Linked DNA regions of Homo sapiens: regions 1 and 3 are each linked to region 2. A link is a contact called in ENCODE Hi-C or POLR2A ChIA-PET data. All regions are on one chromosome and are shown on one strand. Each heading gives the region's core, a stretch centred on a gene start or an enhancer-like site at or near the end of the contact. The rest is flanking DNA. Distances are from core to core; before and after follow the strand shown.

Region 1 (2,944 bases), core at 245-2,744, 98 kb before region 2:
CGCTGCTCCGACTTTAAAGTTTCTTCCTAATAAGAGAGATCTAGGTTTAATTAAACCCAAGTAATAGAAAACAAGGGCATTTGGGCACATTCGGCTCACACAACAGGATTCCCTACTTAGCCTGTCCACTAAAGGGAGTTTCTACTGTCAAAGTTATTATTGCCCTCTGTGTGAAAGAAGAAATGTGTACAAAGCACTATGAGTTAATTAATAATTGTTGATTGACAGTGATTGGCATGTAATATTGGTGCCCCAAAAGAAATTTTAAAAACAGGTTTCTTTAATCTTTGAAAAATGCCACGTGAAGAGGGTCTTCATTCTCGGTGTTACTCTCCCCACCATGCCAGCTCCCCCTATATTCCTGTTGATTTGAGGGATTGTTCTTAACAGAAATAAGTTGATTTATTCCTGTTGATTACAGGGATTCCTGTAATCCCTGATGTATTCCTATTGGTTTTGTCCCAAGTTCAGTGCCAAAATTGCTCTGGTTGGGAGAAAACTTGAAAATGGCCATTATCCAAACCTAAAGCTGTTCCCAGCTGGTCCTAAGGCTACAGATGTTTCTCTACAACAGCCCAAATCACAGAGACAGGGGATTGGCCTACACACGGTGCTTCAGAGGCTCCCCTGAAGCCGACCCAAGGGGAGTCTACTCTACATGCTTGGGACCCTGCAGGAACCAGATAAAGATGTAGTCTTTGGACCATCGCATCTAGTGGCAGTAATATTTATTGAGCACTTACTATGTGCCGGGCACAGTTACTCATTTAATACTCACATGATCCCCAAGGAAGAAGTTACCATCATCATCCCCATATTATAGATGCAAAAACTGAAGCCCAGAAAGATTAAGTCACTTGTGAAAAATATGGCAGGGCCCAGACTTGCTGCCAGGCAGGCAGGCAGCAGAGGCGGCATGCTTAGCTGCAAGGCTATGTTGCTTTTGTCCAACTCTTGCCTTTTTTGCTGTTGTAGCCATTTTTGTTTTGCCAACATACAAAAAGAGTTTAATACATGAAAGTTATCTAAAGCCATTCAGTCTCTTCTTTCCCTCTAGAAGCCAAAGCTGGAGAGATTCCAATCACGGCATCACTGCGCATAGACATTCTCCTTTTAAATGCAAACACCTTTGATAAGAGTAACTCAGGCCTGAAAAGAGAGCTCCCAGAGGACCAGGACCTTCTTTATCTGCATGCCCAGGACTAAGCAGGGTATCGGGTAGTGGGTGCTCAGTAAGTATTTCTTGAATGAACCTTGGTGAGTATTTAATGGTTTCATGTACCTTGTTTTATGAGAACAAACTTTTGTTGAGTGATTGCTTTAGCCTCCTAGTCTGTTAGGCTCTAAATATAGCAAAGAATGTAATCTAGTTCCTGTCCTAAAGGAGCTTCCGGCCTACTGGGAGAAGAAAGAGACTAGTAAGCAAATAATTACAGAAAAATAAAGCCACAGTGGGTGTGTATAGCATTGCCCTATGGGAACACGGGGCAGGACAGCCTAAGACAATCTGGGCGTGTGCGTGGGAGGATTAAAGGAATTTCCAGTAGTGCGGGGAGGCTGGAATCTACAGTAGTCCCAGGAATGGCCCCAGGAGGAGTGCCTTCAGTGGAGGCTGGGAAGGGAAGGAGGCCAGATCACAGAGGGTTTGTATACAGACAGGGTCCAGGTGGGCCAGGCCACGCCCTACATTTTGGCATAGCTATTAATAGTCTCCCATTACTCACTAGAGCATCCCAATCAATTATGCAGACATCCTATTTATATTTATGTAATATGTACCATATATATACATATATATATGTATATATATATAGACTAAGGACTTGAACTTCATCCAACCACTTGCATTGCAAATGTAGAGGAATGTTAAGATAATAAGATAGGCCAGGCGCGGTGGTTCATGCCTGTAATCCCAGCACTTTGGGAGGCCGAGGCCGGTGGATCACGAGGTCAGGAGATTGAGACCATTCTGGCTAACATGGTGAAACACCATCTCTACTAAAAATACAAAAAATTAGCCGGGTGTGGTGGCGGGCGCCTGTAGTCCCAGCTACTCGGGAGGCTGAGGCAGGAGAATGGTGTGAACCCGGGAGGCGGAGCTGCAGTGAGCCAAGATCCTGCCACTGCACTCCAGCCTGGGCGATAAAACGAGACTCCATCTCAGAAAAAAAAAAGATGATAAGATCAATAGAATGTAGATTTGACCTGGGAAGAGGAGGAATAATCAGAGTCCAGTTGTGCACATATGTAACTGCCCACACCCGGCTTCAGGGGTTCTGCGTCAGAATCACTTGGGGTTTCATAAAATGGACAGTCACCCTAACTCAGTCAGACTCTCTAGAGGAGAAGCTGCGGAAACTGTAGGGTTAACAAGCCACCCAGATCATTTTCATGCGCTCCAAAGTATGGAAACCACAGACTGAAACATCACCAAGCTAACAGGTGCCTGAATGAGGTAGGAGGAGGGGGGCATAGCAGCTCTGCTCCAATGCTGTGTCTGCTGAGGGACAGGCCCGCAGGCCCCACAGAGTCTGCTCTGAGTATCCAGGGGCAGAGGAGGACATCTGCTCCTGGGAGTGGGGAGAGAAAATAAAGTAAGAACTATAACTAATCACCAGGCCAGGCAAGGTGGCTCATGCCTGTAATGCCAGCACTTTGGGAGGGCGAGGTGGGTGGATTGCTTGAGGCCAGGAGTTCAAGACCAACCGGGCCAACATGGTGAAACCCTGTCTCTACGAAAAATACAAAAATTAGCTGGGCATGATGGTGTGTGCCTTTAGTCCCAGCTACATAGGAGGCTGAGGCAGGAGAATCCCTTGAACCGAGGAGATGGAGGTTGCAGTGAGCCATGATTGTGCCACTGCACTCCAGCCTGGGCAACAGAGTGAGACACTGTCCCCCCTCCAAAAAAACGAAACAAAAAACCACACACACACAAAAACTA
Region 2 (2,780 bases), core at 23-2,522:
ACTGTTTCTTAAGAGATAAACTCCAGAGAAATTGGCCTTCGTGTAGTCCTTTAAATAAAAATAATTAATTCAGAAAACAGGCCCAGTGTGGTGGTTCACACCTATAATCCCAGCACTTTGAGAGGCCAAGGCAGGAGGATCGCTTGAGCTCAGGAGTTCAACACTAGCCTGGGCAACACAGCGAGACCTTGTCTCAAAAAAAGAAAAAGAAAAAAAATTAATTCAGAAAACAAATTTGATGGTGAGTAACTAACCTATGGTTCCCAGGGTACCATTCGATTCATGCAATTCATTAGGCATGAAACATCCTAGTGCTGAACTACTGCTTACACCCTTTCTACAAAATTGTACTAAATCTGAGTATGAGATATTTATCTGGAATTTGGTGTGAATATTCCGAAAGTTTCTTCCTTCTTTCTTTCTTTTTTTTTTTTGACAGAATCTTGCTCTGTCGACTAGGATGGAGTGCAGAGGCACAGTCATAGCTCACTGCAGCCTCGAATTCCTGGGCTGAAGTCATCCTTCTACCCCAGCGTCCCCAGCCTCCTGAGTAGCTAGGACTACAGGTGCACCACTGCGCCTGGCTAATTTTTTTATTTTTTGTAGAGACAAGGTCTCGCTATGTTAACCAGGCTGGTTTCTTCATTCTTAATGGAGATTCAAAGTATTTGTGAAAACTGGGGCACTCGGTTGCTAGTTACAACTGGAATAAATTTTGTCTTTCAGCCCCAAAGCCTTAATGCTTTGCGCCAAGCAATCCAGCTACAAATTTAATTTAGTTCAAATACTTATTGATTGGCTGCCATGCTCATGTAATACATATTATATTCAAGGGTCGGAAATGAAAGGATGCAAGCCACTTGTGCTGGTATTATTTAAAGTCTTCATCTTTTGAGAAAGGCTGACGGCAAAGGAACAGATCTATGCTGTCATGTGTCGGCATCGCGCGGAGCAGAGGTGGCCTGGATGGGTAACTTCCAGCACAGGCCCTCAAAGAAGGACGGGCACATTTCCGGTAACAGCCTCATTTCCCCCCGTTCCCCGGGGGAAGGGGGGCGGCTAGCACTGCTGATGGCATCGCCTGACATCACTTGTTCCGGAGGATAGGAGAGCGTGGGCCTGCGTGGCCCACCTCATCCGTGGCCTGACTGCGTTAACCTCTCGGTTCCCTGCTCTTGCCACGTGAGGTGCCCAAATATGGTCGGACTCAGGAGGAGCCAGGGAGCGCTTGCCTTTCTCCTGCTAATGGGGAGGAGGCTGGAACAAATGTTTGGAGTTAAACACAATCTGCAGGAAAGCAAATGGGGACTCGGACTCGCTCCTGGGCGAGCTGAAAGTCGGCTGCAGCAGAAGCTCCTGCCTTGGGTGATCCATCATTTAATAAACCCCAGAGAATCCAGTGTCCCCGGCAGGCTTTTTGCTCCCCTGCTCTCTTGCCTTCTGAGGCCCTGGGTCGTCCCCGCAGCTCTAGTCGCCCTGTTAGAAACGGGAGGCGCCCGAGGGCCGGGTGGGCGGCTGCCTGGACCTGGGCTGGCGCGTCGCAGCGCCTCTGGTCCCGGCAGCCTGGGGGCAGATGCTGCTGCAGGGCGTGTCTGGGGCTGTGCTCATGTGATGAAGCGAGGGAAAAACCGGGGGGAGGGGGGCGGAGGCTAAGAGGTGGCCTTTTTTTTTTTTTCCTTTTCTTTTAAGGAGTTTGCCGCGAGCGCGTCTCCTTCATTCGCAGGCTGGGCGCGTTCGCAGTCGGCTGGCGGCGAAGGAAGGCGCTCTCGGGACCTCGCGGGCGCGCGTCTTTTGGCTCTTGCCCCTGTCCCTGCGGCTTGGGGAAGGCGTAACCCGGCGGCTAGGCGCGGGAGAAGTGCGGAGGAGCCATGGGCGCCGGGAGCTCCACCGAGCAGCGCAGCCCGGAGCAGCCGCCCGAGGGGAGCTCCACGCCGGCTGAGCCCGAGCCCAGCGGCGGCGGCCCCTCGGCCGAGGCGGCGCCAGACACCACCGCGGACCCCGCCATCGCTGCCTCGGACCCCGCCACCAAGGTACGGGCGTGCCGGGCCACCTGCGCCGGGAGGCGCGGGTCTTTGGGGGTGGGGGTGGGGGTGGGGGGGTCCCTCCGATTTCCGCCGAGAGAACTTCCCAGCCCATCCAGCCGCATCTGCAAACTCAGGAGTGCGAACCCCTCTTTGGAGGCTTTTCAGGGTCTTTCGCGCCGGGGCGGGGCCAGAGCAGCGGCGAGCGCGGCGGGGGGCTTGCATCTTTGTCGCGGGTCTCCAGGGGAGGCGACTGCGCCATGCGCAATAATAAAACCCGCGCCCTGCCCACGGCGGCTGAGCCTTTCTGCGCACTCTTCCGGTGGGAGCCATGCAGCCCGAGGCGGAGGAGCTGCGCGGAGGGGGATCCGTGGAGAATGGACCCCGGGCCGGGCCTCCGGAGCTCCGAGATGCGGAAAGTCAGCTGTGAGGCCAGGACTCGTGGTGGAGCCCGCCGGGGAGCCCAGCCACCCTCGGGTTCCCCGTCGCGTACCGCCCTGGATGCCAGCGGTGCCTGGAGCGAGCGGGTTTGGTACCCAGTCCTCCTGCGGCAGCGGCCCGAGCAGGCACCGCCTTCCCGAGGCAGAGAAAGCCTGGGGTGTAGCTCGCTCAGAGCCAGGAAAAACCTGGGCAGGCGCTGCGTTTCCAGAAGGAATGACAGGTTTCGCAAACCAGCCAGCGCCCTCGCGTTCGCTCAGCGCTTTGCCTGCAGACTCAGTTGGCCAAACACACGCTAGAGTGGCTAGAAGTTCTCAAAGG
Region 3 (2,769 bases), core at 184-2,683, 110 kb before region 2:
TGTTCCGATTGCCTACAGTATTCAGTTCAGTCACACGCTGTGTAGGTGTGTAGCCTAGGAGCAATAGACTATACTGTATAGCCTAGGTGTTTAGTAGGTTATACTGTCTGGGATTGTGTAAGTACATCCTACGGTGTTTGCACAGAAATGCCTAGCGATGTGTTTCTCCGAACATATCCCTGTCATTAAGTGATATATGATTGTATAGTTTTGTATCTGTAACCGTACACATACAGTATAAAGCAGTTTGCCTTAAAATTACACTTACTTAACACATGGCTATACAATTTTATAAAGCATTGATTTTGCTTATAAACCCCACAAGCGGTCGGGCGTGGTGGCTCACGCCTGTAATCCCAGCACTTTGGGAGGCCAAGGCAGGCAGATCACAAGGTCAGGAAATCGAGACCATCCTGGCTAACATGGTGAAACCCTGCCTCTACTAAAAATACAAAAAATTAGCCGGGCATGGTGGCGGGCACCTGTAATCCCAGCTACTCGGGAGGCTGAGGCAGGAGAATGGAGTGAACCCGGGAGGTGGAGCTTACAGTGAGCTGAGATTGCACCACTGCACTCCAGCCTGGGCGAAGGGCAAGACTCCGTCTCAAATAAATAAATAAATAAATAAAAATAAACCCCACAAACTTCCTCCTTCAGCTTCTTCTTCGACTGGTTTTGAGTATATTGCTTGAATATATTACTTTGGTCCCTCTGTTTTTCTTTTCTGACTGACTTAACCCTTAGCATAAGCCAAAATCACTGAGCAAATTATATCCCTGGTTCTCTAGAAAACTTGATTGATAGTTGAACTATGATTCAAGAGTTCTAAATATTGATGGGAGGAGAAGGCAGAAAGTCGCAGGCATCTCTAAGAATCTGATGAAAATTCACAGCTAGTATGGCACTCTCAGGTGAGATTTTTGTCTCATTAAATGGGAAATAGCTTTGGGGTACTGGCTTGAGTCACCAGGGTCATATGAATCAGCTGTAAATTGTCACCTGGATTAGGTCAGAGGGGTCATAGGTATCCCTGGCCCTTGAAATAAGGGCTCTGTCTGACTTAGGGCAGTCACCCATCTCTTTGAACTTCAGTTTCTCAAAATGAGAATGACAATGATGAAAACTGCCCTCTGGAAGCAGTGTCCTGAGGTGCTAGCCATCCGTTTGGAAATCAGTATTCCCTTGTGTGCACAATCAAAACAAGTGTAACCTGTCTGTTCCACTGACTCTTCAGAGGTTGCTTTTACCACTAGGACTTGTAGTTTAGTTTACCGTTGAATTGCTTTATTTAAACTCTAATCTAGTTATATAAACACACTTCAGCACAATTTATAGGCTTGCGATTCTTTCTATCATGGCTGGCTCTTTTTTTTCTTCCTGAAACAAACTCTTGAGTCTAGACTTTGTCAGGTTGATACATGAGTTTGGGGACTGTTTATACGGAAACCATATACACATTCCAGAAACCTGCCTTGTTACTGATCTGCAATAAAGATGATAAGCCTTTGACTCATAAAAAGACACCCACGATATCCTTTGAAGTGCAAACCCTGATCTACTACTGAAAAGGGGCACAAAGAGATTCCTCAAAACTGGCCTTGTTGCTTTAAGAAGAGGTGACTATTAACGAGAGAGCAACTCTATGGGCGAGAACTTTCTCATGATACAAACTGTTAGCAATGCAAGGGGCTGGGGAATCTGTAAATAGTGATTTTCCTCCTGGGGGAAGTTCTTAAGCAAGACTGATTGACCATCCTCAAGAAACAGTATGAAAGGGATTCAATCAATCAGTGGCAAAGAAGATGGATTTGTAGGTACCTTTCAATTCAAATATCCTGTCTTCGATTTCTCTAATAAGCCTAGGAAGACAGGATTGTGCTAATGACTCAGTCCTAAACAATAGATCCTTGTAAACAGTGGATGTGGCCACCCTACCATTGGTGACGTAGGGCAAGTGGTGGGGGTATATGTGTGGTAATCCACTGGGTGTTTTAGGCCAAGTGTGTAGTCCAAAGAACACATTTCTAAACTTTTAAAACACAGACAAATTATACTCAATAAATCAATGTTCAGTGACTGTTTCTTGCCAGTGCAGAAAAAAACAAACATAGAAATGGCCAAAGTTTACTTTGCCAATCTGTCGTAGACTACAGACTATTAGGAGGGGGATCTCAGTAAAGGTCAGGCCTAAAGCAATGAGGAGAGAAGGGGAGCTCTTGGTCCTTCAGAGAGGACCGATGTCACAGAGTGATGACAGTCAGACTAGTACCAATGCGCATGAGAAGCAAATCAGTTCCTGAAGCTCGGTGCTATATATTCATCACAAATAAACCTGAAATGCATTACCTGGTCTCTTCTGAATCTCATATGGATCAGTATCTAAAGAGCAATAAAGTTCAGGAGCTGTATCTTCTAATACAAATGACTATATGACTATAGATATAGTTATAGATAGACATAGATATAGATCTAAGGATATATGTATGTATATTATTTTGGCCAACAATTTCTTCTCTTTCAACTACCAGAAAGTAAAAATACAGAGATGAAACAGTAGTGCTTTTGTTACTTCTTTCTGGGTTTTTTTGTTGTTATCATTTTTCTTTTCTTTTGTTTTTTTGAGACAGGGTCTCACTTTGTCACCCAGGCCAGAGTGCAGTGGCATGATCACGACTCACTGCAGCCTTGACCTCCCTGGGCTCAAGCAATCCTCCCACCTCAGCCTCCTGAGTAGCTGGGACTACAGGTGTACGCCACCATGCCCAGCTG

Evidence for each region. A loop is a pair of places that touch in the nucleus more often than their neighbours do. ChIA-PET counts read pairs that join two places held with the same protein, here RNA polymerase II (POLR2A). Pooled maps may share reads with other maps.
Region 1: a map of endothelial cell of hepatic sinusoid shows a loop between it and region 2 (4-fold over the local background). The contact joins the enhancer-like site here to the promoter of AKAP12 in region 2. A Hi-C loop is called at or near these places in 1 of 168 maps with a recorded cell type or tissue (endothelial cell of hepatic sinusoid) and 2 of 50 pooled maps. POLR2A ChIA-PET finds 5 or more read pairs at or near these places in 3 of 52 experiments (H1 and WTC11).
Region 3: a map of sigmoid colon shows a loop between it and region 2 (3-fold over the local background). The contact joins the enhancer-like site here to the promoter of AKAP12 in region 2. A Hi-C loop is called at or near these places in 1 of 168 maps with a recorded cell type or tissue (sigmoid colon) and 1 of 50 pooled maps. POLR2A ChIA-PET finds 5 or more read pairs at or near these places in 3 of 52 experiments (AG04449, H1 and WTC11).

Annotation. Positions count from the first base shown.
Region 1 is chr6:151,140,422-151,143,365 of GRCh38, forward strand. All of the region lies in intron 1 of LOC124901432 (a long non-coding RNA gene), which reads right to left. Among named protein-coding and RNA genes, the nearest start is that of MIR12131, 39 kb to the left of the region's middle. Within about 2 kb of position 1,495, at least 6 of the 41 ENCODE cell types and tissues checked have a DNase peak (open chromatin) inside an H3K27ac peak, as active enhancers do.
Region 2 is chr6:151,238,695-151,241,474 of GRCh38, forward strand. AKAP12 (A-kinase anchoring protein 12) reads left to right here and starts at 1,273. Exons shown (of 5, transcript NM_005100.4): 1 at 1,273-1,365; 2 at 1,690-2,030. The coding sequence starts at 1,869. RefSeq lists enhancers at 1,076-1,585, 1,663-2,240.
Region 3 is chr6:151,124,303-151,127,071 of GRCh38, forward strand. The region is part of intron 3 of LOC124901432 (a long non-coding RNA gene); the gene reads right to left. Among named protein-coding and RNA genes, the nearest start is that of MIR12131, 23 kb to the left of the region's middle. Within about 2 kb of position 1,434, at least 4 of the 41 ENCODE cell types and tissues checked have a DNase peak (open chromatin) inside an H3K27ac peak, as active enhancers do.